6 separate regions of the Homo sapiens genome follow, and all the other regions are linked to region 1. Evidence: chromatin contacts called from ENCODE Hi-C or POLR2A ChIA-PET data. All regions are on one chromosome and are shown on one strand. Each heading gives the region's core, a stretch centred on a gene start or an enhancer-like site at or near the end of the contact. The rest is flanking DNA. Distances are from core to core; before and after follow the strand shown. Region 1 holds the start of CDC42BPA (CDC42 binding protein kinase alpha). Region 2 holds the start of STUM (stum, mechanosensory transduction mediator homolog). Region 3 holds the start of ITPKB-IT1 (ITPKB intronic transcript 1). Region 4 holds the start of WNT9A (Wnt family member 9A). Region 5 overlaps ITPKB (inositol-trisphosphate 3-kinase B). Region 6 holds the start of ITPKB (inositol-trisphosphate 3-kinase B).

Region 1 (5,152 bases), core at 750-3,249:
CTCTCTACTTTCTAAATAATGTGGAAAGGGTTATTTAGCAACCATCAATACCCTGGACTGTGGGTGGTACCCAAGCGCTAATAGAATAGGTAAAGAACTGACAGCTTGACTCTTTTGTTAAAAAAAAAAAAAGTATCTACATCTCATATACTTCCATTGTCAATTAGCATTTAGTGAGACCTAACATGTTTTAGGTTCTCCTTTAAACTTCTTTCTAGTTATTTGTAAGTTGGAAAAGCAGGTATCTTGGAGCCATTTCTTTAGTTAACCGTACTTGAAAAAGCAGAAGAAATTGCTTCCTTCTTTGCTACCGCATCTTATGGTCAAATGAAACTGTTAAAATTGGCTTCACCATTAAAATCCATGTTGTTGAAGAATGTTTGTTGAACTGAAAAAATGTCCATAATATATTGCTAATTGCAAGCAAGAGGCTATAAAACTCTTTTATTATGTATCATTTTTGTTAAAGTGCATAGGAAAAAGACTTGAATAATAAACACCAAAATATTGCTTATTATCTGTGTTAGGATTAAACTTTTCTACTACTTTTAGAATTAGACAACACACACCCATATAAAGATGTCATGGCTGGAAATGACTGACCTTTTGTTTGAATCTAAGTATCATTCATGTCAAGACCGCATTGAAAATAATGCTGTTCTTAAGCCAGGCAAGTGTAGACGTTGTAGATTTCATAAAAGATTCACACTATTTCATGAATCACAACTTGAATCGACTTCTGTTAGCCTTCATTTTACGTCTAGGCCCTCATTTCTAATTCTTCCTCAGCTTCCATATTATCAAGATGTAAGATGCAATTGTGGACATGAACATAGAAACACAACCGCCTCACAGGTGTGGGGAAGGAATATAAAATAATTGTATTTTAGAGAACGACCATAAAGGAGATGGCAATTTTGAGAGAAAGTAACAGAACTGCAATGACCTAGTTTTGTGGTGTTAATTTAAATGTGGCATCTTCCATGAGAATTTTATAAAGGGAGCTCTCCTAAAACCGAGATTCACAAAAACCTGGAAGGGCCCTACAGGGATCAGGTGCCCTAGCTATTCAGCGATTTGCCTTTGCTTCCCTAATTCCTGCATTGTGCCACTGGGTTACAAGTGTGTGTGCGCATGCACACAGGGGTGTAGGTTTGATGACAGTGGTGAACTGCCTTGACTGCCTTCACAGGCTGAATCCCCCGCAGGCAGTAACCATGGCTAGGGAAAAACAGGCAGCCGCGAGGACAGTTCCGGAGGAGACAACACCAGGCTCCCGTAGGGAAACTTTTGGGAATGGAGATGGGGGATTCCATCCTTTGCGTGCAGACCCAAGACTTCGATGGTAGCTCGGACAAGTCTGTCATTGTTTTTGTCCTGGGAAATGACACACGAAGTGCTGTAATTAGACACCTAAGAAACGATTACTCTGGAGTGTGCGCGAACCGAATCTGGGGGGCCGGTGGGGAGCAGGTAAGGGGCTGAAAGGCACCGTCTCCTCCAGCTCTGTCGGAAGCCTAAAGCCCTCTGCTTCTGGGCGCCCTTAACAAACGCGCCAGACAGGTGATGTCTCCGAGGACGAGCAGGAGCCCCCCTTCGCGATCTGCACCAGAAGCCTCGGGGAGCCGGGGCCACGGCGCGGCGGTGGCGCAGTTCCCAGCCTGCGCCCAGTCCCGCCGCAGCTCCCGGCGCGGCCCGGTCATCCCGCCTCCATATGCTCCGCCACCGCCGCCCGGGCCTCCCTCAGCCCTCCCGCAGCTCCGCATTCCACGCTGCGGCAGCCGCAGCCTCGCCGCCTAGGCAGTCCACACCCCTCCCCTCGGGCTGGCGCAGCCACTCGGGCCCCGAGCCCGCGCCCCCTTGGGGGCCTCCGCTGGGCGCGCCGGCCGGACCCCGCCCGGCTTGGCCGCCGGCTGGGGCTGAGGCTCGGGCAGGGCGGGGGCGGGGAGTGGAGGGCGTGTGCGCGCGCGTGTGCCGGGGCCGGGGGGCCAGGCCGCCATATTGGATCCAGACTCGTCCGCAAGCCTCCGCCTCTGTGCGGCGGGACTGGAGGAGCCTCGCTGAGCCCAGGGCGCGAGCGCGAGAGGAGAGGGAAGGCGGGGGAGGGCTGGAAGGGAGAGGAAGGGAGTGGTTGGGAGCCGGGCTGCCGCAGCCTCTAGTCTCCTCAGCCGCGGAAGCGACCCCTCCTCCTGCGCCGGGCCGCCTCCCTCCTCGCTGTGGAAAGATGCCCTTAGCCCAGGGGTGTGAAGAAGGGGGAGAAGTAGCTGCCAGAGCCGCCCGCGCCGCCGCCGCAGCTGCTGCTGCTTGTGTCCTTTGAATTCAGAGAAGCACCCCCCCGCCTGGGGCGTCGGGAGCCTCCGGCGCGGCGGCCCGGTGCGGGTGTCGGGGAGACCGGGCTCTCTGCCCGGCGCGGCGCGGCGCGGCTCGGCCCACGAGCGACCACCGACATGGAGTGGGCTCGGGCGGCCAAGTAGCCGCTTCTCCGGAGCCCGGTGCCAGTGCCGCCCGCAGCCCGCCTTCCACCCCCGGCCGCGCCGCCGGTCAGGCCCTAGGGTGAAGCCGGGAGGAAAATGAAGAGTTTTCACCGGAATCCGTTGAAAATAGGACTGACTGCAAAGCCTTAAAGAAAGAAGGACCTCGGGAGGAGAAACGAAAAGCCGCCTCCGGGCAAGACTTGGCGTGCTCCGAGCCGAGGGGCTGCTTCAGGGACCTCGCCCCCTCCCTTTCCCGCTGGAGAAATTGCCGCTGATGCATTATCCAAGTGGTGGTTGGGAGGATTTGCAGCAACATTTTTGGTTTTCCCTCCCCCTTCTATGCATTCTGTTTTTTTCCTCCCTTTTCTGTTTTTCTTCTTCCCGGGAAGTGAATTGCTGATGCAAATCGGACTTTATTCATTAATGATGCAACCGGATTCGTTTCAGGATTACGTTGCACGAGTTGAATTTTGAATGAAGGAGAAGAGTTTTTTTTTTTTTTTTTAAAGAAGTGTTGACTCTCTAGTTCGTTGTACTTTTAATTATTATTTTATTTAAATATACGACTTAATTGTATTCTTTTAAAAATGCATTAAGTATATATTTTATGGTAATTTACCCTCAAAATATATGTATATGGGTGAAATTGAAGACGCTTCAGTTAAGTGAGGTTACTGGTGTGTTGGATGTTTAATTCAGCACCAGCATTGCATGACAGTTGTTTGAATAACAAGTGGTTTATTTTTAAAACCATACCTTTTAAAATTTAGGTTCAGATAATAGTAAAAGTCATCATAATAATTTAAAGGAAAACCAGCAGAAATCGAAGCAAACATGTCTGGAGAAGTGCGTTTGAGGCAGTTGGAGCAGTTTATTTTGGACGGGCCCGCTCAGACCAATGGGCAGTGCTTCAGTGTGGAGACATTACTGGATATACTCATCTGCCTTTATGATGAATGCAATAATTCTCCATTGAGAAGAGAGAAGAACATTCTCGAATACCTAGAATGGGGTAAGTTTGTAATTTTTAAAGAAACTGTTAATCTTTAGCTGGTCATTATGATTTAATTGGTATAGAGAGTTATGAGTAAACTCTACTCCGTTCAAAGAAAAAATACAATAAAAAAACAGACACTAGTTATTCAAGATTTTCCGCTAGTTTTTGGTAAATATTTTCCCAGGAGTAGAATTGTGCTGCTCAATTGTTGCCTTGATTTAAGGCCTAGCTAATGTGGAACTTGGCTATGAAGAACTTATGTTTTTAGGTCAACAGTAAGAGATTTTAAATCAATTCTGTGATGGGCAAAAGTGGATTATTGGTTACAGTTGCCTAATACATGGCACTATAATAGTCCTTCATTTGAAAGGTATTTATTGGTGGAAACATTCAGACTATGGAAATTATTCTCAAAATAGGAGGAGATATTAAAATATCTGTGTTTGCCTTAGGTCAACAGAAAGCTGAAGGTGGTGATCAGTGGGTTTTATTTCATCTCTACATAGTACAAGGAAAGGAAACTGCTAAACATGGACTTTCCAAAAATTATGTTTGTAAGATTAAATGACATAGTTTAAAAATCTTGTGATAGTAGTTAGAGAATGTTTGGGGGCAGCTTCCACTTGAGAGTTAGATTTTACTCGAAAGTTAATTTAAATCTAAACTGGTTAGGTTTTTGGCTTCATTCTTCTAAATATAGATGTGATTTAGAAGACCTACTGTAGTGGAATAGATCAATGATGTGAGCAAACGCTCCATGACCTTCAAGCTTGAAGGCTTGGCTCAAGTTCTTCAGCGTCTGCTGTTACATACAGGGCACATTCTAAGGTCCAGAAGTTCACTGTTGCAATAAGCACGCATCGTCACCCAGATCTGTCTGTAGTAGTGGTACGTTGGCTTTTGAAGGATTTTGGCCAAATATGATTTTGTACCTTTGGAATACTAATCATTTTAGTTTGTTCTTATGCTAAGTTCTTATGCTAAAATATCTGTTCCCAAGTAAAACTTTATTTTCCTGAAGTAAAAGTCAAGTGCTGATTGTGTCTTTTTTTTTTTTTTTTTTTGGATTTGAAATTTATTCAAAGTTAGTTTCTCAGGTAAACCACTGATACAAGAATGTCTACACGTAATAACTTTAATTATTCAATTTGCCAGTATAAGAAGGTTTCTAGCAATGTGATGTCATAAGGTTTAAAAAAATATGTAAATGTGAATAGAATAACTTTTCAAAACAGACTGCCAGACTCATCCTGGGAATGTAAGAAATCTAAACCATCTTTCAAGTAACTTCTCACTTAAGAGTGAGACAATTTTGGCTTTGGTACTGGTTTTGTGAGTATACGTCTTTTATTTGTTGAATAAAGTATTTTGTAAAGCATATGTAGTTTTACATCCCATGTTTCACAAATTGAGAAATTCTGTAGTGTTAATTTTTTTTTTTAAGACTTAAAGGGTTTTGGTACTTTTAGAGTTGGAACTTGAGTTCTTAAGTTATGGTTCCTTAATGACACTCTAGTCTGTGATTTTTGTCATTTAGTATTCTTTCCTATCTGCGAAGCTATGGGAGAACTCTATGTACCAGTAGTAAATATAATTTTAAATGATTTATGATAAAGAGAAAACTGTATCCTCCATTGCCTTCTGATTATTAGAGTTTAGGTAAGTAGTTTTATGTTATGAG
Region 2 (5,152 bases), core at 1,836-4,335, 770 kb after region 1:
CCCTTCCTTCGCCCCCAGGAAGAATTTCTGCTACAACACTCTGTTCCTGCTGCCATCCTAGCACTTATCAAATTCAGACAAAGTTGGCCTCAATTTTCCTCAGCAGTCTATGACATCCTGACTGATTTATTCATCATCACAACCCCAGTCAATGCCTGGCATGTGGTAGGTGCCTGTGTTGGTCAAATGAATGAGTGAATTGAAAGAAGCTGCATTTCATCAAAGAGCAGAATCAGCCATGAATATTCAGTTGTCCCGGGAGCTTCAGATAAGCCAGGAGGCCTTGGAGAAGTGGATCTGGGCCAAGTGGCAGATTTCCAAGAGCTGGGGCCATTTAAACCACTCCTGGGGAAGGGGGGCAATAAAACCACCTGCAAGATTGGTCTGAGCTGCTTTGTTGCCTGGGACTCCACTGCAGGTGGAGAGGGGAGCAGAGGGATCAAAAGCACTCAAAGAGCCTTTGCTTCTGAGTGGTCCAGAGGGCAGTGCTGCCCTGGCTGCAGCGACCCCCACCCAGAGATGGGACCAGTGCTCAGCTCTGCAGAAGAGCAAGATGGACCCACCATCCCCAGAGAGCTTCCTATGCACCAGACGCTGGGCTTTATGTAATCACGTTTCATCCTCTCAGCAACGCCAAGAGACAGGTGTGCCTGACTTACAGATGAGAACCACCACCAAGGATCAGGAATCCCTCATTCCGTGTGGAGAGGAGCAGGAGCCTGTGCACCCAGTAAACTGTACAATAGCAACCAAAGCAAAATTAAAAAAAAAAAAGCCAGGATTATGTCACTGAAAATTCAGAAATCTGTGCACCTACAGCTCACCTGTTTTATTACTTTTGTGGTTTGCATATCTTCCCTTTATTTTCTCCTGGTTTCTTATAATGGTTTGTTTTGTTTGTTTGTTTATTTGTTTGTTTCACAAAAATCCCATAGGATTCTGATCTCACAAAGGGAAAAGCTGGATCCCCAGGGCAAGGAGCCAGGGGTCAGCGGAATGGACGGTGCCCTGCAGCCGATGCTGTCAATGCAGCAGGGCTAAGGCTGGGAAAGGCACCTAGTGAAGGGAGACCAGGGAGGGTACACACAGGTACATGCGTGGGCAGCTGCTGTCTCCTGGGGCTGGTCTCCCACAAGGTGGTTTCCTCGTGCAGCAGTGACTTGGTGCAGCCCCTCTCACCTGGCACCAATGCATTTGTTTCCTCAAAAGACCATAGGGTGGCGTTTACCTCACCACTTAAAAAAAAAAAAAAAGGTGGATCAAGATGCATGCTGGCTCAGGAGGATCTTCATATCCGCCAGAGGGAGGGGCAGGCAGTCTCTTTTTACTCCAGCAGGTGAGAATTTCTGATAAAACTAGATTAACACCAGCTGGCCTCCTTGCAGTGTCTAAATGTGCAAAGAGAGCTGATCTGATGACACCAGCCAGGGGGACAGGCTGCTGGAGGCACCCCAGAAGAGAGAAGCCCAACTAAAGGCCACCTAACTTACTGCTCAGATAGGCTGCTCTGGCCGCAGCAGCCCCTTAGGGTAGAAAGACAAGTAAGCTCGGAGGGGAAAGTGAACGGGTCCTGCGTGGGTGGCTGTGGCCTTGGCTGTCACCGCAGCAGAGGCCCCTGCTAAGCAGGCGAAGAGCGAGGAGACCGTGAGAAAGGCCAAAGTCAAACTGAAAACCCCTTCCAGCTGGCCTCTGCTCTTGGGAACTTGGAACCATACGTTGGCAACAGGCTCGCCGACAGGGGCACGCTTTCTCCCGGAGAGGGCACTGGGGCGCCTGGTTCTTCGGGCGGGCACGGGAGAGGGGGGCACCTCCCAGCACGCAGGAGCAGCCAGTGCCAAGCTGGAGGAGGGGAGGGGCGTGCAGGCAGAGACCTGGGGGTGGAGTTAAGGGAGGGAGGGTCAGGAAAACTTCTCATTCCCTGCCTCCATTCACCCTCCTGCACCATCTCTGTAAGGGGCCTCTGCTTTAAAACGTGGGACATAGATGCCACCAGAACCCCTGCCGGCTGCCGGAGTCCTGCACAGAATTACATCGGCGCACTCTCTACTTCTCAGGAACAGAAGGGATCCGAGGGAGCTATGGGTTCATCTCTGGCCACATGCATCCAAACTAATAAAATCATCCCCCATCCCCCTGGCGCCCTGCGGGGTGCTGGCGGAAGTGCAGGTACCCCTGAATGAGGCGGAGGAGACTCTGGCTAGAGTTCTCGTCCCCACGCGGTCCGCACTCCGCGAACCAAAGGGGGCTGCAGGTATATCTAGCCCGGCTCGTCCTCTTTCCCCGGCTCAGCTGACTTCGACGCCCGGGAGTTTGATCCTCGCCGCCGAGGCCCTAGAGCTCATTCTGATCCGACCCCATTCCTCTCGGGGAAGTGGGCTCGCGGACGGATGCACACGACGGAGAGAAGGAGCAGAAATCGGGGCGCCGGGACGGGAGCCCTACTCCGAAGCCGGCAGAGCCATTCCGGCCGCCGCTGCGGGCTCCAACATTGGCCGCAAAGTTTCCGGCTCTTTGGGGCCCCGCCTGCGGGTCGGAGACCCCAGCGCAGCCTCTCCCCTCTGGGGTGCACACTCCACGCGCTTCTGCCACCTGCCCGGGGACGCCAGGAGCGGGCGGTGGCGCGTGGTCGCAGCACTTGGAGCGCGCGGCCCCGCCAGGAGGTCTCCGGCCGCGCCCTTCTCTCCCCCCACGCCCTCCCGCGGCGGGGTGGGGGTCGCAAGGGTCGCGGCAGCCGTGTCTTACCCAGTCCCGGCACGAAAGTGTTGAGGAAGAGGCAGATGACGGCCACGGGGAAGGGCATGTAGGGGATGGCGGCGCGCAGGGGGCCCTTCTTCTCGCGGACCTGCACCACCACCCCGCTGGACGAGGACGCCCCCCGGGGGTCCGCCGCCGCCACCGCCGCCGCCGCCGCCGCCGTCTCGGCGTCTTTGTGCGAGGGCTCCATGGCCGGGCGCGCTCTCAGGCAGCCGGGCAGCACGGCCGGAGCTGGCGCCCAGCGTACGGGAGCAGGAGACTGTCGGCTGCGGGCTCCGGGCTCCGCGCCGAGCTCAGGCGGCCGCCGTGCTCCGTGCGCCGCGCGGCTCGCGGAGACTCCCGCCCTCCGGCGTCCCCACACGCCCGGCGGAGGGGCGGGGAGGGCGGCGCGACACCCGGTGACAGCGCTCTGACGCCCCTCCTCGCCAGGCCCCTTCCCCGCCCCCTCCCCCCAACCAAAACCACCGCTCACAAGGAATGGAAAATCAGGGCGGAGGGAAAGCAGTGGAAGAGGACCGCAAAGGGAGCTGTTTGCCCAGGTGCTGGAAGGGGTGGACACACCTCGCCCTCCCAGACAGGTGAACTAGGAACCTTGACCACGAAGCCCTGCGAACTGGGAGTGTGTGCTTGGCTGACACCGTCGGGAAAGCCTCGAGGCTGAGTCCCCTGATCTAGAGCAAGCCTTTGGCCAGGGACATGGGGACAAGGGACGGACCGCGCGGCGCCTGACACCTAGTCGGCCTTCAGTGCATTGTGATTTAAATGATTTTGTTTGGGGCGAGCGCAGTGGCTCCCGTCTGTATTCCCCACTTTGGGAGGCCAAGGTGGGAGAATTACTTGTGCCCAGGAGTTCGAAACCAGCCTGGGCAACGTAGCGAGACCCCCCCCCCCCCGCCCCAGCTCTATTTTGTAAAAAAAAAAAAAAAAAAAAAAAATCACTTAAAAAATATATAGGAGTGAATTTGTTTCAAGTGTCAGAGAAAAAGCAATCCAGAGATCGGATCGATAATAGAGGAAACAGATTTGCAAACACCAGGCCAGGTCTCCGCAAGACTAGTTAAAAGATGGGACACTTCCCTACACACACGCACCAAAAGCAGAAAGAAATGCGCCTGTTGCAGGCTTGTTGGGAAGCGTTCACCATCCCCTGAACTATACTGGAGGAAACCTGAGCCTTCTGTGAGCCCGACGTGGTGGTTAAAGAGCCAGTGAGGACACAGCGCCGTCTGGCGTTAATAATGGGGCAGTTGGTAGAAGCAACAGCCGGCAGCTTGAGGTCCTGTTTGAATTCGATTTTCTGAATAAGGCTGCTTCGCCTCCGCACCTGGAAAAAGTAAACGGATGAAAGTTACCGCCTCTAACGTTAGGGAGGGGTTAAAGGCTTCGGAATTATCCAGACAGTCAGCAAATCGTCTGAATAATTGGAAGGGTGCAATAGCCTCCCTTCAGGAATAATAGTGATTATTATTATAAACAACCCAGGGTCTCAGAAGAGGCTAAAAGAACATGGGTTATTGTATACTTATACTTATTGTATAAGTCTCTGAATAAAATAATTTTAAAAGCAAATGGCCAGGGGTTAGTGATGATACTGGTGGACACACACATGCGTGTGTACACATACACAGATACACACACACACGAGTCATTAGCTTAGGTTTGGCAGTCAGAAGAACAGGGTTAAAAATTTTAGTCTTTGTTCAGCCACTAAAACCTGTATGGCTTAGAAGAACTCGCTTAGCCTTTTCTGGCCTGGAGTTACTGTGTTGGTTAAAATCATAGCAAGCTTCCATTTAATACACAATTATTGAAGGCCTACTAAGACTTAGATTCCAGGGAGAGAGAAATGAGTAAAATCCAGCCTCTGCCTTCAAGAATCTAAGAAATGAGCTGAGAGATACTGACAACTACAAAGATAGACTTACAGAAACAGTGAGGAATGTTGCAGCTGTGATGTGCTGGAGGTGCTGCGACAACATGGACCTATCTGTGAAGCCAGCTAGCGTGGGGGAGGCCTCGGGGAGGTGTCCCAAAGAAGGCGATACTCAAAGGGACTTGAGCAATGACTACAGTTAACTATTTGCAGATTTGTTTTATTTTCAACAAACACTTATTTACCCAAGCACTCTCTGCCAGGCATCATTCTAAAAACCCTTTACACATTTTAACTCTTTTAATCCTTACCATAACTCTACAAAGTAAGGATTATTTATTACCCCATTTTACAGATGGGGCAATTGAAGCACAGAGAAGTTAAACAGGCTGCACAAAGTCCCCCACTAATCAGTGGTAGAGCTGGCAGCTGAATGCAGGCAATCTGGCTCCAGAATCAATTCTATATAACCAGTATTTTATTCAGAGACCTAGAAAATAACCCACATTCTGTGAATATTCTTTT
Region 3 (5,152 bases), core at 830-3,329, 640 kb after region 1:
TAACACCCTCTTGGAAGGATGATGGGGATGCCTTTGGCCTCAAGATCTTAGGACGGCGTTTCAAATTGCTCCAGGCTTCCAAGCTAGCCTGGGCTCTGGGAGGAGGGTTTGCAGGTTTGGAGAAGGAGCTGCTTCCCAGGTGCTCAGGGGATGGAAGTGAGAATAGGGAGGGTGTGGAGGGTACAAAGAGACTGTTTAGTTCTTGCGTAAAAGACAACACAATATGGTCCTTCCAGTTCTTTTTAGAGCTCAAAAGGTGAAATAAGAATAAAGAACAGCGATCTGCAGTTTTCCTATTATCCAAAAGCCTACTACCCAATTCAGTGGATTGTTTTGGCAACTTGCTTGGATAAACTTATTTAGAAATTATTTCAGAATTCCTCCAGGCAGTTACCCTACGTCCTTTTTAAGTCAAGGTGTGGTATAAGTCCATTAACGAATTAAAATACTTCCAGATTTCTGTGTTATTCTCAAGGCACTTTTGCTAGATAACAATACCTCACACTTGGACGGTGTTTTGTGGTTTGCAAAGCACTTTCACATCTGTTTTCTCACTTGGTTGCCATAATAACCCTGGGAGCCGGGAAGGGCATGTCTTGTTATTATCCCTATTTTGCAGATGAGGAAGCCAAGGTTTTTAGAAGGTTGGGTGGCCTAGTCAAGGTCACACCGGTAGGGGAATTGGGGGGATGGAGGAAACTAGAGCTGTTTTTCCTTAACCATCTTGCCTCTCACTGAGATGAAACAGCAGGATGGTTCCTGGGACCCAGGATCCCTTTGAACGCTTGGATTAAAATAATTTATGAGTTCTTTGTGAGTGTGTGTGGACCTGCTGGTAGTGGCTTTTCTTCATTAGAATTTGCATGCAAGATTGACACTAAGATGGCTGACTTTCACCATCCCAAACCAACCCTGTTTTTGCACCGTGCTGTAGTGGTATGAATTACCTTGCAGGTAATTGTGGCTTAGGTGATGGTACACAAAAGGCATCATACAGCAGCCAGATGTTCATTTTACTAAATGGAAAATATGACTCAGAACACGGGCCAATCTGAGCCTCCAAGCAGGCAAATTAGCCATTGAGGATGAAGTCTTCACCTCTGGAGAGGAGAGAATGTGGGAGCACAGAGCCCAGAGTCAAATGATTTGGTTGAGATCCCCCCACTTTGGTTATTTAGACTTGCTTATACTCCTCTGACCAGACTATGGGATCTTCTACAGAAATTCTACAGAAGTGTGGGCAGAATTACAAGTAAGGTGGGTTGAGGAAGTGCACAGGTGGAAGTGTAGCCGAGAGGATGCGTTTGAGGAGCAAGAGGCTGGGACTCAAGAAGGCTTTATGCAGACTCGAATCTTACATTGATAACAAGCATTTGCGTAGCACATACGAGTTTCATCCTATGAAGGATTCCATAGGATTCTCACAGCAGCCCAAGGATGTGAGCAGAGCAGTAAACAATATCCCTGTTTTATAGAGGAAGTAGAAATCGAGAAGCAGGAAGGTTGGGTAATTTGCCCAAAGTTCCACCACTAGTAAATCGCAGAACTGGGACTAAAGCCCAGGTCTTCTGACCCTCACTGGGCCCAGCGTTCTTTCCAATATGTCATCCTGCCATTTTCCCCTTCCTTCCTCCTCCCCACAGCTCCTTGCAAGTTCAGCCTGCTGGAGGTAAGGGAAGTGATCATGAGAGTTTTTCCAGTGCTGAGACGTTCTGGAAAAAACATGGACCTGTATCTGTGTCCTGATCTGTGCTTCGTGATTGGACTGTCTTGACACTCGTCTCAGGACTCTGGGGAGTGCTTGTGCAAGTGTTTCCCAGTGTGGCCGGCTTCTTGAACGCTGCTAATGGAAAGTTGTAAGAGTTCTATTTTCCTGTTTCAAGCGAGCGTTTCCCCCTTGGGGTTATAGCAACCACTTCCTCCTCAGCACCCGGTGGGTCGTGGTAAACACCAGTTACAGCAGAGTATCCCCTTCTGACAACCTCATTGGTTCCTTTTTTTTTTTTTTTTTTTTTTTTTGCCTGTAAGCACATACACACAGAGTTCTGAAGGCTAGGTCTCCTTTCCTTCTGGTTTAGAGTTTTCAGAGTACCCTGCTGTGGCCTTGGAAACAGAAAACCCACACAGAGGTCAAACGCAGTTCTCGTGGAGTCACCTTGTCATCCTGCTTTGTTTTGGAAGGAACTGGGTCGGAGGCAGCACAGTAGGACTACAGCATCTTTAACCCTTGGTAGGATGGCTGGATCCGCTGAACGCTTGTGGGTAAACAGGAAGCTCACAGCCTCAGTGGATCATTAAGGGTGATACAGAATAGACACGAAAATCTTAAGTGGGATGGGAGCAGAGCAGGACTTGGTGGGTAGATAGTGAGGAAAAGGAGGCAAATAGGGATGGTGAAGAAATCGAAAGGGAATGGGGGATACAAGGAAAGGGTCAGGAAAGGGTGAGTAAAAGGTTTAAAGAGAGGTGCTAATTTTAGATACTTAAAAGTATTTTAAGTATCTAAAACTTGTGGCTGGGTGTGGTGGCTCACTCCTTTAATCCCAGCACTTTGGGAGGCCAAGGCGGGCAGATCACCTGAGGTCAGAAGTTCGAGACCAGCCTGGCCAACATAGTGAAACCCCGTCTCTAACTAAAAATACAAAAATTAGGCCAGGCACAGTGGCTCACGCCTGTAATTCCAGCACTATGGGAGGCTGAGGTGGGTGGATCACGAGGTCAGGAGTTCAAAACTAGCCTGGCCAAGATGGTGAAACCCCATCTCTACTAAAACTACAAAAATCAGCCAAGTGTGGTGGCAGGTGCCTGTAATCCCAGCTACTCGGAGGCTGAGGCAGGAGATTGGTTTGAACCTGGGAGTTGGAGGTTGCAGTGAGCCGAGATGGTGCCACTGCCCTCCAGCCTGGGCAACAGTGAGACTCTGTCTCAAAAAAAAATGTGTATATATAAATACTTAAAAAATATTTGTAATTGCTGGTTTGGGGTTACTAGAATCTCTTCTGAATCTGTCTCAGTTTTTCTTACAGCTTTTAAAATCCATGGAACTCTATCACCAGGAGATGATTGTGGTATGGAGCTGATCACCCCGGAGTTAGTGGGGTGGCAACTGAGATCGGGGGGAAATGGAGCAGTTTGAGGATATATGGGCCGTGAAAACCTCCCAGCTCTGCCCCCAGCCATGCCATGAAAGTCATGGGGAAGAAAGGCCCCCATTTGTGTGTTTGTGTTATTAAATAGAACAGTAACAGAGCAGGTCTCTGAGCCTGCCTGGCAGAAATCTTTCTGTAGCAGGAGTGTCCTGCAACTCTCTGGTGGATTTGCAAAACAGTACAGATAGAAAAACTTAAATGGGAAACAAGCTTGTCTTGTCCTACTTTGTGGAGATAGATAATAAAGCCGAAAGGCCAAGAAGTGTAAATATATAGCATATATCTAATGTATATGGTATATGTACATATCAATCTATAGCTATGCAATATCTACACTATTTATCTATGTTTATACGATGACTCTAGGCTTCAGAAGACCTGTCAAAGATTTCCATACATCTAGAGAATTTAGAAGGATCCCTTTATAGGTGAGAGTTGAGACTTTTTGGCTGCAGGTTGGGATTTGGTGGACTAGTTCCTGGTACCACCACCTAGTTGCCGTGATTATCTTTAGACTAACCAAGGCCCTTGTGTTAGCCTTCCGTAAATCATCCCCACCCCTAAGCAAGACAGCACCTATACCTTCACAGTTTCTCCAGTTCATCCCTGTTTTATTTTATTTATTGTTTTTTGAGACAGGGTCATGCTCTGTCACCCAGGCTGGAGTGCAGTGGCACGAACATGGCAGCCTCTACCCCTGTGTTCAAGCAATCCTCCTGCCTCAGCCTCCCGAGTAGCTGGGACCACAGGTGCGCGCCACCACACCTGGCTAATTTTTGTGTTTTTTATAGAGACAAGGGGTCTCACCATGTTGCCCAGGCTGGTCTTGAACTCCTGGCCTCAAGCAGTCCTCCTGCCTCAGCCTCCCAAAGTGTTGGGATTACAGGCATGAGCTACTGCATCCGGCCCATCCCTGTTTAAATGGGAATATCCAGAAGATTGTCCTTGTCATACACTCGGTGCATTTTAGAGTGTCTTCACCACTTGTCAGAAACAGGATTCTGGTTGGGAAGGGCCATCATTCACAGTGTGGCAGGTTTTTGCTTTGTTAATTACTGGAATTGGGGTACAGAAGCCAAATGCAGGTTCTCCACCTGGGACCTTCTTCCTGTTTGTCTGCCCACTTCACACCTGTCTTAGCAGCTGCAGCCTGAAATAGTGAGATGGCTACATTGCCTGATCAAATCTGGGATTTATGTAGTGATAACACCTCCCAGGAGATAGATTTCTTCGCCCTACCCCAGTGCTTCCCACACATGCCCATGGACCAGCTCTTTATCTCTGGCATGAAGATTCCTCCCACTTCCCTGTTGCTGAGATCCTTAGGCCTTTAGAGGGCAATTCTTTCAGCAGGGATTGCAGCTCCAGGTTAGAGTGGGAGTGAGAAGAAGCCATATGCCTCACACCGAAAGACAGCCGTGGTCTTGTCGACCTAATATCTGAGCCAAGGTGGAGGACAGCTGCCCAGGACACACTTCCAAGTTGCCTTGGGGAGTGCTCTGTTTGGCCTTTGTTACAAGCAGGTTTTCAAAGGCAAAAGGAACAAGGAAGTGGGCTGATACAAAGTTGTTTGACAGGAATCCTCCCTGGTTTACAGAGATAACATTGGATAGTGATTGCTCTACACTGTTGAACTATGGAGTACGAGTGATGGTGTCAAGCATATGTCATTTTATGGCTACTTAGCATCAGTTAGTCTTGAGCCCACATAGCAAGTGGCTTCAAGAGGTGATTATTTAGCTCAGGCGGGGAGTGAGACGTGATCGCTGTCACACGCTGTCACATTTCGGTGCCTCTCTGGGTTTGATAATTAAAGGGGGCTTGGATTCTCAGATAAAAAATTTTTATTTCTCAGTCTAAAATGGAGAGTTTTAAAAAAATCCATCTTCCTCTCTCACTTGGACAATTACAGCAGCTTCAAAATGGATCTTTCTTGTTTTCACCCTTTCTCGCCTGCTTTCTGTTCCCCAGGTGTACACACAGAAGCAGCGTGAGCCTTTTAG
Region 4 (5,152 bases), core at 1,671-4,170, 630 kb before region 1:
TACAATGCACTTTCCAGCCAGAGAACCGCCAGCCCCAGCTTCTCCAACAGAAACATAGGGGCCAGACTGCATTATGGCAGATGAGAATAAAAAAGCCCACACTTCCTGGGAAACGTCTCCACCTCACACTGTGCCCAAGGTTGTCTGGATATGGCTTGAGAGAAGCAGGAGGTGGGGGCAGGTGAATGCTGCCCTCTGGGAAGGGACACTAGCGGCTGTGGCTGAGGCAGCAGGTAGGCCACGGTGGGCGAGGGCAGCCAGACGTGAAAGGGAGTTAGAGCCTGGGACATTCGTGGGAGGGGGTGTGATTCTCCCTGGGTCCAGGTAGGCTGAGGGGACTGCCTCTATCTGCCGCCATCATCCTAGGTGCAGGGAGGTAAGAGCTGGGCCAGCCCTGCCAGACCTCAGGTGTATCTCTGATATTACCCTGCCTGGGGCACTGGGTCCTACCAACCACATGCCCTGGGCTCCTGGGCATTCTGATAGGCTCCTGGCTGGAGCTGGGCCAGGGCTTCAAGTGGGGGTCTGGTGGGGCCACTCAGGGCTGGCCTGCCACTCCCACCACCACCAAAAGCTGCCATGAGCTGATGGCCTCCCTTCTCTGGCGAAACAGCAGGGTCCTTCCCGAGTTCATGGATGTCGGATCATCCTTCTCAGCACCCTCTTGCACCAAATGTGGTCCTGAGAGTCCAGGACTGGGACTAGAGCCCCCTGCCCCTCAGCCGGCCAGGCAGCTGCCTCCTTCCTTGGGGACCACTAAGCTGCTGCTGGGAGAGTGCTTCACCCCCAGTGGAAGGGAGCTCTGTGATGCCGGAGGCGCTTGTGATGCACATTTACAATCTCACACGTCTTCTTGGAGGCAGCCTCCATGCCTTTAAGCATGCCATCATTGCAGGGGGGTGTGTGGGGGGTGGGGAGGGTCTCCCGTCCTGTCTGCTTCCCTCTGCTGCCTCTCACTTCCTGGTGCTGGAGCCAGACTTTGGGGGCTCACTGGAGCCCATGGCCGTGGGGCGGGTGGGCCTCCCACTGGGGTCGCTGCAGCCTGGGTGGGCTGGGCTGCCGTCTGCACTCCCTCTGCTGAGTCAGCCCCATTTCAAGGGAGGTGGCCCAGCCCCCTGAGCAAAAGAGGACAAACAAGTGCCCTCTCCCCACAGGAGGGGGGTCCTATGGATGGGGAAGGATGTGAGACCAGTCACACCTAGTGGAAAAGCAGAACCAGGGGCCAGGGCTCCCACACAGGACATCATGCCTTGGAGAAAAGCCACCACTCGCTGGAGTTGGATGGGTCTCAGATGGGGAAACCGAGGCCCCGAGAGGGAGTGACTGCTCAGGCCCGGTCTCCTCCCTTCCCCACCCTTGCTTTGCCCCACATGCACCTGAAGCTCACCTGGCAAACTGGCCATCAGACACTCAGAAAGGGTATGCTCACAGGGGTGACCCACATGGCCAGGCTTTCCCAGGGAAGCAGGGCCGGGAGCCCTAGGGGTGGCGAGGTTGGCTCAGATCCTCGTGGGGGCCATTTTCTGCTGCTCCTATCTTCTTTGTTTTTCCTCTGAGGACCCTCATATTCGCCTCTGTCACTGCCACTGGCGGGATTTCACAGCCTTCCGGGGGCATGTGCTCCGCCCCCCAGGTTCTGCGGTCACTGTGCCAGAATCAGTCCCTGCAGGCACAGAGGGCACTGCCTAGAGACCTGGCACCGCAGCCCAGGTCTCTGAGGCCCCTGCAGCACGTGGCTGGGCAGGCTCGCTGGCCCTGTGTCCTCAGCCTTGGCAGCCTAGCCCGTGTTGGAGGCACCATCCTGCACTGACCAGGGTCTGCAGGTGGCAGGCATGCCACCGCCAGCCTGGACCCCAAGCCCTGTTCTTGTGTCCCTTGTTGCATGGCACAGAGGCCCCATCCAGGGAACTTATAAGCCTTCTCCTGGATGCCACCCCCAGGTCTGTCTGGAATGTGTGCACCTGTATCCTAATGCCAGCTCTGGGTCCTCTGACACCATTCTGCTTCAGAAGCAGCTCCGAATCCGTATCGCAGAGGGGACGAGTCCCCGGGCTGTGACTGAGCGCTTCCAGCTGCCTGGGTGTGCACCTTCCATCCCAGGAGTCCTCTTTCTCCCCGTCCCGGCCAGGACACAGGCTCTGAGAAGGGCGTTGCCCGATGGCTGGTGTTTCATTGACTTAGCCGCTAGCTCCACTCCCACAATTTAAGAATGGGGAGACCATCAGGACCCCAAAAGGTAGAGCTACTCACCTCACAGCCCCAGCAGGCTACGTCGCTTCATTCCCAGGCCGAAAGCGGCCACAGTCCCTGCCAGAAAGGAGCGATTCTCTGGCCCCGCTCCTTGAGGGGGTCAGCATGCGCAAGAGGCGCAGGCATCACCGGCTGGCCCGACTCCTCCTCACCAAGCTTCCCCCGGAGCAGCCGCGCAGCGCCCAGCTCGGGGCAGACGGCTGGGTCCTCTGTGGAACCATCCCCGACCGTCCCGGCCTGGAGCCCCGCCGGCGGCTAGCCCGGCGGCCAACGCCTCCCCTCCCCTCCCCCTCAATCCCGCCCCGGGGGCCGCCCCAAGCTCCCACTGCAGCGCCCCCAACGCTCTACCCGCTTCCCGATGCCCGCCTCCGGCCCCCCAATGCCGTCCCGCCGTGGTCGCCCCGGGTTCTCGCACGCCCCGCCCTCGGTTCCCACCGCTCTCCGCCTCCCCTTCCTCCATCCCCGCCGGGCAGGGCGCGCCCGAGACCCGCGCCGGGAGCGGCGGCCGGGGCCCCGAGTGGCCGGGAGGGGCTGGCGGGCTGGCGCGCGCGGCTCGGGTTTCGGCCCGCCCCCGGCGCCGGCGTGATCCCCTCCCGGGCGCGGGGCGGGGCCGGGCCCAGCTGGCCGCGCTCCGGGCGCTATAAGAGGGCGGCGGCCGCGGCGCGCCCTGCGCGGAGCTGGGAGCGCGATGGTCGGCCGCCGAGGCGCGGCAAGATGCTGGATGGGTCCCCGCTGGCGCGCTGGCTGGCCGCGGCCTTCGGGCTGACGCTGCTGCTCGCCGCGCTGCGCCCTTCGGCCGCCTACTTCGGGTAGGTGCCTTCGGCGGCCGGCGCGCACTGGTGGGCGGGGGCGGCGGGGCCGGGGCGGGGTCGTCCGGAGTCCCCGAGGCACCCGGGGTGGCTGGGGCCGGGGCGCGGCGGGGCCGCCGGGTTGCCTGGCGCTGTTTGTTTGCGGCGCGCGCGTCGCTCCGTCCGCTGCGCGGCACGGCTAGAGAGGCGGGTGGACCCGTCCGGCTTGCGCCGGGCCGCGGTCCTCCGTGACCGCAGAGTCGTCGTCGTCGTAGTCGCCGCCGTGAGCAGGACTGCCTCGCGCTTAGGGACTGGGATCAGGTCCCGACTTCCTTGGGCCGCCGTGTCCTTGCCAAAAGGCTGGAGCCTGAGTCCTCAGCCCCTGGCCATCGCCCACCTAGCAGCTTCCCCCCCTTTCTCTTCTCGAGAAGTTAATTTAACAATAACAAAAATACGTACAAAATCCAGATGTTCCTCGCGCTGAGCCCCAAACGGAGAGAGAGAGAGAAAGAGAGAAATCCTCCAAGCTGGAGGAATTTATTTTTCTTGCGCTTTGCTTCTGACTCTGTGGCCCGGGCCCCGGCCCGCGGGAGCGCGTCCATGGAACCTGGCCGGGAGCGCAGGGCCCGGCCGGGGCGTCCCGCGGTGTCATTGCCCGTGCTCACGTGTCTCTGCAGCAGCGCTTTGCCGGGCTGTCGGCGCGTCTCTCTCTTCCTTTCTTTCCCTTCCTTCTTCCCTCCCCCTCTCTGAGGTCTGGGATGCCCAGTCCTGCGACCTTTACAGGGACCCTCGCTGCGCTTTGGGCGCGCTGAGGTGCAGGGTGGCGCCGTGCGAGGCAGCGCCCCGGGCCTCCCCGCCACCCTCCAGCCTCCTACCCCGAGCGCCGCCGCTGGGAGCCCTGGCTGGCCTTCGGATCCCAGCCCCCGACCTGGACGCCCTGGGCCGCTCCCTCAGCCGGGCCGCCGCCCTCCGCCGGTCACCTGTTCCCGGCCCTCTGGCCTGAGCGCCAGCGCGCGGCGGGCTGGCCGGCAGAGGGCCCCGTTGGTCCAGGAATCTGGCACCCGCCCGGGCAGGGAGAGGCCGCCTGGGCCGAGGAGCCCTGCAGGTGTATCCTGTTCTCAAAGAAAATAAAATATTTTCATGGGAAACTTTCCCTTTGTGTTTTTCTTTCTCTCCCTTTCTTCTCTCTGTTCCTTTCTTCTGGGTCGTCTTCCAGGGTCAGCCCGGTGTCTCAGTTCCCTGGGGCCCCCACCCGCAGCCCTCTCCTGGCTCCAACTGTGGGTACGGCCCTGGGCCTGGGCTGGCACGCCACTGCACGCCATCTGTGCAACCCGTAGCCTCACCCGGGAGGGCAGGAGGGAGGGCCACAGGTCCGCGGTGACTCACCGTGGCCTTGTCAGCCAGCTGTGCTTCCCTGCTCTCCGGCCCAGCGGAGGCTCTGCTTCTTGGGCTGGGGACACACCCTGGGCTTGTCCAGGCTGCAGCGGCTTTGTCCCTGCTGTGATCCGATTCCTGGAGACGGGGTGGCGCTGGGTCTTGGCCTCTCCTTCTCTGACCTATCTCTGGGCTTTGTGCCCTAGAGAAGGTCAAGGGGCTCTGCTGCTTTGTGTGCGTGTGTTTCAGCTCTCTTGCAGACAGTAAGTCCAGGCTGGTGCCAGGCGCATAGCAAGGACTTAAGTGCTGTTGTGGCTTCTCTGGCCAGGCCCCCTTGGCCCTGCTTCTTGGCTCCAAAGGACCCATCAAGGGAGAATTCCTGAGTCCTGTCTGAGGGCAGCTCTCCATGTAGCTGCCCTGTGGGAAGTCCAGAGGGCAAGTGTGCTGCCTTTGGGGACAGCTGGCATTGCAGAGGGCAGCTAGGACTCTGTTTGACTGATGGAGAATGAGCACCTTCCTGAACCAGGGGCTGGGGGGGCATCCTGGGTCAGGGCAGGCCAGGTTCCATCTGGGCTGCTGGAGGCCTTGGGCCCCCTGTAAGTCAGTTCCCAAGGTTGGGCTGGGGAGGGGAAGCAGGGCACAAAGGGCTCCAGGCTGGGTTGTGCGGAGGCCTCTCCTGCTGTGGCTCCTGGCCCAGCAAAGGCAGGGGGTGGCCCAGGGCATTAAAGGCCAGGCGGGGC
Region 5 (5,152 bases), core at 1,487-3,986, 620 kb after region 1:
TAAATTTCGTACTGCCTTTGATTTAAACAATTGAACTCTTACAGGTTTGTGGAGTGGAAATGGGATTTACTTGGTTTTGACCTTCACCTCACAGGAGGGGGATCATCTTTCTGGCAATTCCCAGCAGATACTAGCCTCTGCCTGCTGACCCTCAGCCTCCTCTTCCAGCCCTTTAGCAGCTTGGAATAAGAGGCAACAAACTGGTTGGGTTGATGTTTATGTGAACATATGGGTGCTTGGGAGTTGGAAGATGTGAGGGGAATCCCTTCTGATGGCTCTACAAGTGCTTTCCCAGCACTCTGGGCTTGCATGGTTCCCAGGGACTTCAGAGTTTCTAATTCCTCAAATGACCTGCCTGACAGGGAGTCCTAAGAAATGATTCGGGCCTCAAAGATCTGTCCTCAGGGGTCAGGAGAAAACATGCAGTATAAGTTGATATAGCTGGAGAGGGGATGCCTGCAACCTCCAACTGTGGAGGCCAGCCTAGCCTCCCGGAATGGGGTGGAGGCAGTCACAGATACAAGTCTCCTTGGTGGGAAATTGAAGGTATTCAGGCCCGTATGTGCCCATAGGCACATCTGCATATTTGGATTTGACCCAGGAAGCTTGGGGAAGGAGGGAGAAAATCAGAAGCTTTGACATCATTTTTTTTTTTTTTTTTTGAGATGGCGTTTTGCTCTTGTTGCCCAGGCTGGAATGCAATGGTGCGATCTTGGCTCACCGCAACCTCTGCCTCCCAGGTTCAAGTGATTCTCCTGCTTCAGCCTCCCGAGTAGCTGGGTTTACAGGCACGCGTCACCACGCCCGGCTCATTTTGTATTTTTAGCAGAGATGAGGTTTCTCCATGTTGGTCAGGCTGGTCTCGAACTCCCGACCTCAGGTGACCTGCCCGCCTTGGCCTCCCAAAGTGCTGGGATTACAGGTGTGAGCCACTGTGCCTGACCGACATCAAGTTGTATGTTTCTGGACTCTCCTCTCTTCCTCTGGCCATCAGAATGTTCTCACATCAAAAATGTGAGATGAGGGATAAAGGAATTAGCACCTAAATGTTTTACATAATGTTAGGATAATTTTGCTCTGTGGGAGAGTGGCCTGAATGTGGGGAGCCTTTGAGTAACTGACCTATAACTTTTCTTAGGCCCTTCTGGTTTTATCCCAGTTACTGATGCTGTTCTTATCTCCTATCTATTCTGGAATTCATCTCTGAACATTTAATACATTTGGCCAAGCAAGAGCAATGCTGTGATTCTTTTAAAAAGTACAAGCTTTTGCCAGTACTTCTTTCAAGTTGTAAATTTTATGAGGAGTTTGTTCCACTGTGCAAAGGAGCCTCTGACTTTAAGAAAAGTCATTCCAGCTCAAGATTTCAAATGAAGTCGAGGCTGTGTGTAGTCACAGGTTTTCTCATGTCATCGGTAGAGATAAAAGCCTCTTAGTTTTAGACTGGGCACAGCATTGTTGAACGTCCATTACTTACTGTTTAAGTAGCCAATGATCTCTGAAAAAAGCTTGGCTGTAAAGTTGGCAGAATGATGCACTGCTTTGTTTCAAGCCACTGTAAACTGTCTTTCCCAGTGTCACTTTTATCTCCAGTGCTTTTGTCACATGTTTTTGCTCATTTCCCCAAAGCGGAAAAATATTGCATTCCCCAGAATGACAATTTTCATTGCTGCCCGCTCAATTCAGTTTTTCATAAATGCCCAGGAAATAAACTAGCTGAGTTATTCTCCATTCTCACACATCTTCATTAGCACACACGAGAAGCTTTTTTACAGGGAATTCTCGTGTTGACCAGGTATGATAACCTGTTGCAATGTGGGTAGTCTTGGTTATATTAATGTTTTTAAAGATAAGTAGTGTTATTACTTTATTGGTCATGTATAATTACATCGGAGATCTAATTATTGAGAGTTAACAATGCTTTGTAATTGGTATTTTACGGCATGCTAAACATTTTTCTGAAGTGCTTGTACTATTAATGTTTATATTCTTTATTTCGTAGTCACTCTTTTTTCATACTGTAAAGGTAAACGGAATTCGGCTTAAGATTGAATTATCAAAAATTTTCAGGGGTCTAAACAAATAGTATTTAGAGTCCGACCCTCCCACTGTTTGAGATCTAGGAAAATAAAAGCCTTGGGCGGATGGGTTTCGGGCAGAACCGCTACGCTCTGCAAGCTGACCGTGGAGTTGGGCACAGTGTCATCCAAAGAAATGAAGATTTTTTTTTTATTAGCTCTTGAACAAAATTAATTAAAAGTTGTTACTCTTGGGGGTGAGGGGGACAAGGAAAGACAGGATTTGGGAGCCTGCTGACCTACAGTTCAACCCTACAAAAAGTATACCCATTTTGCAAATGAGGAAACCCAGACTGAAACACATCCTTTCTCCCAAGCCGGAAGCTGGCGGCCAGCAGCGCTGAGATTCTTTTCGTAAGCAGCAACAGCAGCCCCCTTGTCTTTCCCGCCTGGGGGAGCGCAAGCCAGGGGTGCAGGTCAGCATTTCAAGCCCCGCTACTGCCTCTGCTGCGGGCCCGCTAGCGCTGGCGAAGGCGACAGGGGCGGCCGCCTTCCCGTCACGTGACCGGCACCGCCGCCGAGCATGCCGGGAGACGGCGCCCCCTCCCCGGCCGCGGGCTTCCGCGCGTGGGCGGCGGGCAGAGCGCGCGCGGGAGGAGAGAGGAGGTGGGGGCCGGGCAGCGACAGGGGAAGAAACCGCGGCGAAGAAAAGCCCCCTGTAGAGCAGGCCCTGCTTCACCGCCCTGCCCGAAATCCCCCGCCGCGCCCCTGCCTCGGCCAGCCAGCGTCGGGCGGTGGGAACCGGGCCTGAGCTGAGGGCGGAGGGACTCCGGCGCCGTCCGTTCATTGTAAACAAATCGAGTGAGAAATGGAGGCACGCCTGGTTCCTGGGTCCCTTGGTGCAGGCTTTCACACCCCGGGTGCTAGCACTCGGTCTTTCTCCTGCGTAGGGGATAGGATTGTGTGTGCAGTCAGGTTTTTCTAGTAATATCTTGCACTTTTTTTTTCCTTCACCCACTCAGACATTCCCCATTTTTCCTCATAATCACTTTCTTTCGCTTCAGCATACACACTTAGCCCTTGGCAGGCAAAGTGGAATCTCGGGTTCTTGTCAGACCTCAATGTTTAAGCTGCTGAAACACAGGGCATATTTGGTTTAGATGTTTTACTGTTATGAAAATAAACCACCTCCTGCAGTTACACCAGCTCAGATTTTCCCTCGATAGGGTCAGTGTGGATTATCTATTGGAGGAAAAATATTTAATTAGAAAGGAATGAAATTCTCTTAGTTCCTTGAGGTTGGAAGGAGCTTAGGCAAGGAACAGTTAGTTAAAGGTAAGCACAAAAAATGCCAGGGGACCAAGAAGCCACTATTGGAATGCAGTATCTGTTGGCTGCTGGTTTAGCACACTGCCCCAGGCTTCCCGGTTGGGACTCCACTCAGGTCCTAGACTGACAAAATGGGAAGGCACCCTCCCAATGGGTCTTCATTACCATCTGCCGAATAAAGAGAATACCAGTAGTTGTATTTCGTGCATTTCTTGGAGCCAAATGATTGGATTAAATCTAGTCCCTTACTGTGCAAGCGTAGTCAATTTTGGTCATCTCTCTCTAGGCCTAGTGCCAGTTGTTGCCTGCCTTTGTAACCAGATAGCCACAGTGAGGTCATCAGAAGAGGATAGGCAGCGCTGCAGAAGGGAATCCTTTTTCTGTACCTCACCATGATGAAATAGGGGTAGCCGTCAAGTTGAACTTTCCCTTTTTTTTTTTTTTTCCGAGAGGGAGTCTCACTGTGTCGCCCAGGCTGGAGTGTAGTGGCGTGATGTCCGCTCACTGCAACTTCCGCCCCCCTGGTTAAAGCAATTCTCCCTGCCTCAGTCTCCCGAGTAGCTGGGATTATAGGCGCCCACCACCACACCCGGCTAATTTTTGTATTTTTTAGTAGAGACGGGGTTTTGCCATGTTGGCCAGGCTGGTCTTGAACTCTAGACCTCAAGTGATCCACCCACCTCGGCCTCCCAAAGTGCTGGGATTCCAGGCATGAACCACCGTGCCGGGCCAAGTTGAACTTTTCTCTTGGGGGAATAATTTCCCTGCTCAACATAGACCTGGTGGAATTTTCTTGTCTCTCTCTTCCCTGGCATTTTCTCTGGTCTTAGGCAAGCATTTCCTGCCTTTTCTGATTCCCTCTCTGTGTGTGCATGGGACTTAGGGGAGGAAGGAGGAGGGAGTTTTCTGTTAAGGGAGCCGTGAATGAGCAGGAAATGGCTATTTGGTACCAGTTATTCTGCAGAATTAGGGAGTGCTGATGCTGACAAGGAGTCAGAAGGATTCAGTCATCATGACATCTGCAGTCACAACTGGGTGGGTTAGTGAGCGCCCCTGAAGTGTGTGTACTCATTTCAGGCGCAGCCAGCAGCAGAATTTGGGAAGACTGTCCCACCCCTCCTACTCCCTGTGTGCTGACAGTTTGCTGTGTGCGTCTCCATGGCTCTGTGGAGCTTAAGAGATTAAGTCCTTGGAGAAAATGGGTAAAGTGAAGTTTTTTTTTTTTTTTTTTTTTTTTTTTTGAGACGGAGTCTCACTCTTTCGCCCAAGCTGGACTGCAGTGGCGCTATCCCGGCTCACTGCAAGCTCCGCCTCTTGGGTTCATGCCATTCTCCTGCCTCAGCCTCCCGAGTAGCTGGGATTACAGGCGCCCACCACCACGCCCGGCTAATTTTTTGTATTTTTAGTAGAGACGGGGTTTCACCGTGTTAGCCAGGATGGTCTCGATCTCCTGACCTCGTGATCCGCCTGCCTCGGCCTCCCAAAGTGCTGGGATTACAGGCGTGAGCCACCGCGCCCGGCCAAAGTGAAGTTTTTAAGTAGGACTGTTGTTAGGAAGATGTTAGCACAGTTAGAATTTGTAGGAATTCTACTGTTGGGGTGTCACTTTCTGTTCTGTTGAAATGATACTTCTTCCAAAAGCAGGAGTTCTGAGCTTATATAGCAGACAGCCTTGCTGCGGCTCACACAGACCCTGCGTGGCTAGCTTCTGGTCAGAGTGCCAAAAGCATTTGAAGTGCCTGGAGGTGTGTTAGCATTAGAATCAGTGTCATTGGGTAGCTGGGACATTGTGAGAAGTCTTGTCC
Region 6 (5,152 bases), core at 804-3,303, 580 kb after region 1:
AGCTAGCCCCACCTCGAGCCCAAGGCAGAAACCCCTTCTGCATGTCACACCTGACAGCTGCTGGCTGCGTTCTGACCAATAATTCTTCAGGTTGACTGCACATTCAAGAAGTCTAAGTTTCTCAGCTACGGAAGCCTGATGATGTCAGGCTGTGAGGTGGCAGTGAGGTTTCCCAGGGATTGGGAAGCTAAGTGTCTGTGCTTAATGTATGCATTGCTAGGTCCTTCAGTTTCTTCCACCATGACACCTGACATGGGTATTGGCCTCTACTAGAACAAAGGCCCCTCAGACATGAACTCCAATGACTGGGTCTCCTGAAAACTGGCAACTCCTCTTTTTTGCCCCTAGGGAACCAAATTAGGGTCAAGGAGAGGGCTGGCTTCTCTTTCTTAGGAACTGCTCAGATCCTGAATAACTGCTCAGAGACCTGAATAACTCTGGGCTCTTTTTTTTTTTTTTTTTTTTTTTTTTTAGATGGAGTCTCACTCTGTCGCTCAGGCTGGAGTGCAGTGGTGAGATCTTGGCTCATTGCAACCTCCACCTCCTGGGTTCAAGCGATTCTCCTGCCTCAGCAGCCACCCAAGTAGCTGGGATTACAGGAGCGCACCACCACGACCTACTAATTTTTGTATTTTTAGTAAAGACAGGGTTTCACCATGTTGGTTAGGCTGGTCTCGAACTCCTGACCTTGTGATCTGCCTGCCTTGGCCTCCCAAAGTTCTGGGATTGGGCTTTTTTTTAAAAAAGCCCCATTGAGGGTAGGAGGGTAATTAGGTTCAATTCTTCCATTTCTAATTTTTAAAAATTATAAAGTTTTCAACAGTGTGTGATTCTCAGGTATTCTTGGCTAGAAGATCTCTTGATTTCAGATTTAGCATGAGCCTCTTCCTGATGGAGCAGCAGGTTGCTTTGCTCACTTAACAGTATTGTTACATAAACAAGCAAGAGATCTGTGTGCTACAAGTAAAGTCAAAATTTCCATCTGAATTTCAGCTAATCATGATATAAGGACCAATTCAGGCTTTGGATGTTTCAGTCTCCTGAGCCGTGCAGCTGTGTTTTCCCTCCTTTCACTAAATGCTGTAGTTTAAGATTTAGAGAATTATGTAAAACACACTGGCAGTGCCAGGGCTTAGAAGGGGTAGGATCCCCTGCCCAGTAATGTTGGCTGATGTTCTTTCTCCCTTTTTTGCTGATAGTAGGGGAGAAAGTTTCTTGAAAATGATCCAGTCTACAGGAGACAGTCTACAAGGGTCTACAGGAGCAAGAGGGGTTTCAGACGTTACCCAAGCCTTCTTAGTTTCAGGACTATGCTTTTTCTTAAAATAATTCTGAGAATTAAGTGCAAAAATATGCGAATGTCACATGTGCCGTGTGCATTTATAAATAAATGTGACATGTAAAGGTGTATTTATATATCTACCAATTGCACTGCAAAACCATCCCCAGCTCATAGACCAACCAGTCTTCCAAAATACTACTGTGATGCACTTAAAACCTGCAACTCTGCAGGAAGGTGACCTCAATGTACCTTCTTTGAATTTGCAGAACTGTGTACAAGAACACAAACTGTTTATACAGGATTGTAGCCTTTTTTAAATGCTAAAAAGGTCCCCATGATTTGCTTTGTTTAAGACATACACTCAAAACTTTATTAAAAACATTTTTCAAAAATAGTTTCATAAAGCTAGACACATCAGCAAGCCTCGATTGAGGGGTGGAAAATGAATTGTATATCTTTAAACCGCAGAAGTTAAAAGCCTTTTTTGTTGTTGTTAGCTAACAATGGAAACTTTTTTTTAAGTGTTTCCCTCCCTCGTCTTGCCAAGCAATAGAAAAAAAAAAAAAAGAAGAAAAGAAAAACTTGTTCCGCTGAGTTCAACCCCAGACAGGCTCACAACTTCCTTCCTGCTTTCCTCCCCCAAGCCTCCGCCTTTCTCCCTCCTCCCTCCTCCACTACCCCCCCCCCCAACAACTTTTCTTTCTTTCTTTTTTTTTTTTTTAATCGTGCATTGAACAAACACTGAAGTAGCCCGGAGCAGACACTGACAGGGGCAGTATCTCCACGGTCGAAAAGGGCGTGCAGGGCCGGCTTGGCGTCGCCACTGCCGGGATCGCCGGGCCCCTGAACCGAAGAGCTTTCCCCCCTCTTTCGCACTCCTCTTTTTTGTCTTCCATAGCTTGTGAGAAAATAATTTCTGAGCATTTTTACTTTTAAAGCCATCTCGTCCCTACGAGGTTTGCGCCTCTGGGCATGTAGTCTACACAGGACCTGAGAATCTGAGAAACTGCAGGTAAGTTTGGCGGCCTTTTAATGGCTCTCGCCTCTGAACAACCCTCTTTTCCCTCACTTTCTGCTCTGGAGCGAATCTCGGCGTTCCTGGTTCCGAAACAGGGCAAAGGGGTGGGCTGGGGAGGCAGGGAAGGGGGTTTGATTTTGGAGGGTGACATGGAGTGGCGGTGGGGAGAAAATAGGGAGAGACGAGGTCTCCGCATTTCTCCTACCCGCCTTCCGGGCCGCTCACTCCGCGCCGCCTCCCTCAGCGCGCTCCAGGAGTCCCCAGGCTGGGGTCTCGGGGCGGCTCTGCTGGCGCCGGGCGAGGCTGCCCGGGATGCGGAGAAGCCCTGCGCTCCGCGGCGCTGCCCTGGGGTGTTAGAGCGCCGGCTCCTGGGAGGTTTGCAGAGCTAGAGGCTCTGTGCACCTAGGGCTGCTGCCCGGCTGCAGCCATGCACGCCCCTAAGTTCCTCCGAGTGGGCGCGGGTCCGGGAGCCCGCAGGGGCAGTCGCGTCCTCGGCAACAGGGCGCGCTGAGAGCGGACTCGCTCCGCGCGCGTGCGGCGTATACACACACGCGTGTATACACACACACTCACAGACACCCCCCCATAGGGGACGACGGCAGGGGGGCAGCAAGTACTGGTTCCGGTAAAGAGAACGTGTAGAACCTCGGTGCGCCCACACTCACAAAACACTTGTCTAGGGATAGGCGACAAGGCTAGCCCTGAAAAATGCTTCGGCTGCGGCCCCGCTGCCCGCCCAGGCCTTCGTAGGCCGAGAGACACAGCCCCAAGGCTAGGGTCAGGAAGGTAAACGGCGGGCACGCGGGCGCCCTCCCAGATCCGGGCGCTGGCAGCGGCTCGGGCAAGGCAGGTCCCGCTTAGGTTCCCTCCGAGCCGGTCGGTCTCTGATGCCCCGAGAGGGTGGAGCAGGGAGACCCTGAAGCCCAGGGCGAGGGCTGCCGGGTTGCCCTGGATAGCCAATGTTTGCTCAGGCTGGGGAGACCCGGAGACGGTGGCTGGGGTGTCCTCAGCCCGGGAGAGCTGAGTCAGCCGCGCCCCGCACACAGCATACTTAGGAGCCAAGGACTTGGACCTCGCTTCTCGCCGGTCCGCGAGACGAGTATTAGGATTGGGATTTGAAGGGACCTCATAAAGCGCATCGCAGCCTGGGGCGAGGTGGGGGGCGGGGAAGCACACCCGAAACCGCGCTGGCGACCGAGGCAGCCGGGGCATGCCCTCGCCGAGCCTCGCCGTCCCCATAGGTGAGATGTCCGGTGGCGCTGGGTCCCGGATAGATTGTGTTCCCGGGGCTCTCTCTGGGTTCTGCAGGCGACCCCCAACTCCCCCCGCGCGCCCTCCAGGGTCCTGACTTTTCTCCTTGTATCTCCACAGCCGCACGGTTGTTTATGGAGCTTTGGGCGGGGGCTGAGCCCGCGGTCGTGCCCCCAGCCCGCTGCCCAGGCCATGCCGCCCCATCTGCGCGCGGAGCCGCGGCTGCCGGGCCTCCGGGGCTGAGCCGGGAGCGCCGGGAGGAGGAGGCGCCGGCGGCGGAGCAGGAGCGGGAGCCGCGGCGGCGGGCAGCGCGGGACCCAGTACTATGGCTGTGTACTGCTATGCGCTCAATAGCCTGGTGATCATGAATAGCGCCAACGAGATGAAGAGCGGCGGCGGCCCGGGGCCCAGTGGCAGCGAGACGCCCCCGCCCCCGAGGAGGGCAGTGCTGAGCCCCGGCAGCGTTTTCAGCCCCGGGAGAGGCGCCTCTTTCCTCTTCCCCCCAGCCGAGTCGCTGTCCCCCGAGGAGCCCCGGAGCCCCGGGGGCTGGCGGAGCGGCCGGCGCAGGCTGAATAGTAGCAGCGGCAGTGGCAGCGGCAGCAGCGGCAGTAGCGTGAGCAGCCCAAGTTGGGCTGGTCGCCTGCGAGGGGACCGGCAGCAGGTGGTGGCAGCCGGTACCCTCTCCCCGCCAGGGCCGGAGGAGGCCAAGAGGAAGCTGCGGATCTTGCAGCGCGAGTTGCAGAACGTGCAGGTGAACCAGAAAGTGGGCATGTTTGAGGCGCACATCCAGGCACAGAGCTCCGCCATTCAAGCGCCCCGCAGCCCGCGTTTGGGCAGGGCTCGCTCGCCCTCCCCGTGCCCCTTCCGCAGCAGCAGTCAGCCCCCTGGAAGGGTCCTGGTTCAGGGCGCCCGGAGCGAGGAACGGAGGACAAAGTCCTGGGGGGAGCAATGTCCAGAGACTTCAGGAACCGACTCCGGGAGGAAAGGAGGGCCCAGCCTATGCTCCTCGCAGGTGAAGAAAGGAATGCCACCTCTTCCCGGCCGGGCTGCCCCTACAGGATCAGAGGCTCAGGGTCCATCCGCTTTTGTAAGGATGGAGAAGGGTATCCCTGCCAGTCCCCGCTGTGGCTCACCCACAGCTATGGAAATTGACAAAAGGGGCTCTCCTACCCCGGGAACTCGGAGCTGCCTAGCTCCCTCATTGGGGCTGTTCGGAGCTAGCTTAACGATGGCCACGGAAGTGGCAGCGAGAGTTACATCCACTGGGCCACACCGTCCACAGGATCTTGCCCTCACTGAGCCGTCTGGGAGAGCCCGTGAGCTTGAGGACCTGCAGCCCCCAGAGGCCCTGGTGGAGAGGCAGGGGCAGTTTCTGGGCAGTGAGACAAGCCCAGCCCCAGAAAGGGGCGGGCCCCGCGATGGAGAACCCCCTGGGAAGATGGGGAAAGGATATCTGCCCTGTGGCATGCCGGGCTCTGGGGAGCCTGAAGTGGGCAAAAGGCCAGAGGAGACGACTGTGAGCGTGCAAAGCGCAGAGTCCTCTGATTCCCTGAGCTGGTCCAGGCTGCCCAGGGCCCTGGCCTCCGTAGGCCCTGAGGAGG

Evidence for each region. A loop is a pair of places that touch in the nucleus more often than their neighbours do. ChIA-PET counts read pairs that join two places held with the same protein, here RNA polymerase II (POLR2A). Pooled maps may share reads with other maps.
Region 2: a loop to region 1 is called in a map of MCF 10A, with 6 times the contacts of the local background. The contact joins the promoter of STUM here to the promoter of CDC42BPA in region 1. A Hi-C loop is called at or near these places in 2 of 168 maps with a recorded cell type or tissue (MCF 10A and chondrocyte) and 5 of 50 pooled maps.
Region 3: a map with no recorded cell type shows a loop between it and region 1 (3-fold over the local background). The contact joins the promoter of ITPKB-IT1 here to the promoter of CDC42BPA in region 1. A Hi-C loop is called at or near these places in 1 of 37 single-sample maps with no recorded cell type and 3 of 50 pooled maps. POLR2A ChIA-PET finds 5 or more read pairs at or near these places in 1 of 52 experiments (PC-9).
Region 4: a map of gastrocnemius medialis shows a loop between it and region 1 (19-fold over the local background). The contact joins the promoter of WNT9A here to the promoter of CDC42BPA in region 1. A Hi-C loop is called at or near these places in 2 of 168 maps with a recorded cell type or tissue (gastrocnemius medialis and sigmoid colon) and 10 of 50 pooled maps. POLR2A ChIA-PET finds 5 or more read pairs at or near these places in 1 of 52 experiments (A673).
Region 5: a pooled map shows a loop between it and region 1 (4-fold over the local background). The contact joins the enhancer-like site here to the promoter of CDC42BPA in region 1. A Hi-C loop is called at or near these places in 3 of 50 pooled maps. POLR2A ChIA-PET finds 5 or more read pairs at or near these places in 3 of 52 experiments (H1, HEK293T and WTC11).
Region 6: a map of MCF 10A shows a loop between it and region 1 (4-fold over the local background). The contact joins the promoter of ITPKB here to the promoter of CDC42BPA in region 1. A Hi-C loop is called at or near these places in 1 of 168 maps with a recorded cell type or tissue (MCF 10A), 3 of 37 single-sample maps with no recorded cell type and 13 of 50 pooled maps. POLR2A ChIA-PET finds 5 or more read pairs at or near these places in 1 of 52 experiments (HEK293).

What each region holds. Positions count from the first base shown.
Region 1 is chr1:227,315,339-227,320,490 of GRCh38, reverse strand. CDC42BPA (CDC42 binding protein kinase alpha) reads left to right here and starts at 1,999. Exons shown (of 37, transcript NM_001394014.1): 1 at 1,999-3,486. The coding sequence starts at 3,309. LOC124904531 (a long non-coding RNA gene) reads right to left here and starts at 1,899. Exons shown (of 2, transcript XR_007066911.1): 1 at 1,493-1,899; 2 at 430-1,377.
Region 2 is chr1:226,546,697-226,551,848 of GRCh38, reverse strand. It overlaps STUM (stum, mechanosensory transduction mediator homolog), which reads right to left and starts at 3,085. Exons shown (of 4, transcript NM_001003665.4): 1 at 2,743-3,085. The coding sequence starts at 2,944. RefSeq lists a silencer at 3,807-4,101.
Region 3 is chr1:226,671,995-226,677,146 of GRCh38, reverse strand. It overlaps ITPKB-IT1 (ITPKB intronic transcript 1), which reads left to right and starts at 2,079. Exons shown (of 2, transcript NR_103784.1): 1 at 2,079-2,230. The region is part of intron 2 of ITPKB (inositol-trisphosphate 3-kinase B); the gene reads left to right. RefSeq lists a silencer at 948-1,097.
Region 4 is chr1:227,945,700-227,950,851 of GRCh38, reverse strand. WNT9A (Wnt family member 9A) reads left to right here and starts at 2,920. Exons shown (of 4, transcript NM_003395.4): 1 at 2,920-3,059. The coding sequence starts at 2,965. LOC124904533 (a long non-coding RNA gene) reads right to left here and starts at 4,994. Exons shown (of 2, transcript XR_007066912.1): 1 at 4,425-4,994; 2 at 3,549-4,150. RefSeq lists silencers at 2,806-2,885, 3,989-4,098 and an enhancer at 2,966-3,015.
Region 5 is chr1:226,701,040-226,706,191 of GRCh38, reverse strand. All of the region lies in intron 2 of ITPKB (inositol-trisphosphate 3-kinase B), which reads left to right. Among named protein-coding and RNA genes, the nearest start is that of ITPKB-IT1, 29 kb to the right of the region's middle. RefSeq lists a silencer at 2,491-2,920. Within about 2 kb of position 2,736, at least 35 of the 41 ENCODE cell types and tissues checked have a DNase peak (open chromatin) inside an H3K27ac peak, as active enhancers do.
Region 6 is chr1:226,736,183-226,741,334 of GRCh38, reverse strand. ITPKB (inositol-trisphosphate 3-kinase B) reads left to right here and starts at 2,053. Exons shown (of 8, transcript NM_002221.4): 1 at 2,053-2,294; 2 at 3,672-5,152. The coding sequence starts at 3,877. RefSeq lists enhancers at 2,047-2,296, 2,920-3,419 and silencers at 2,517-2,756, 3,727-4,176.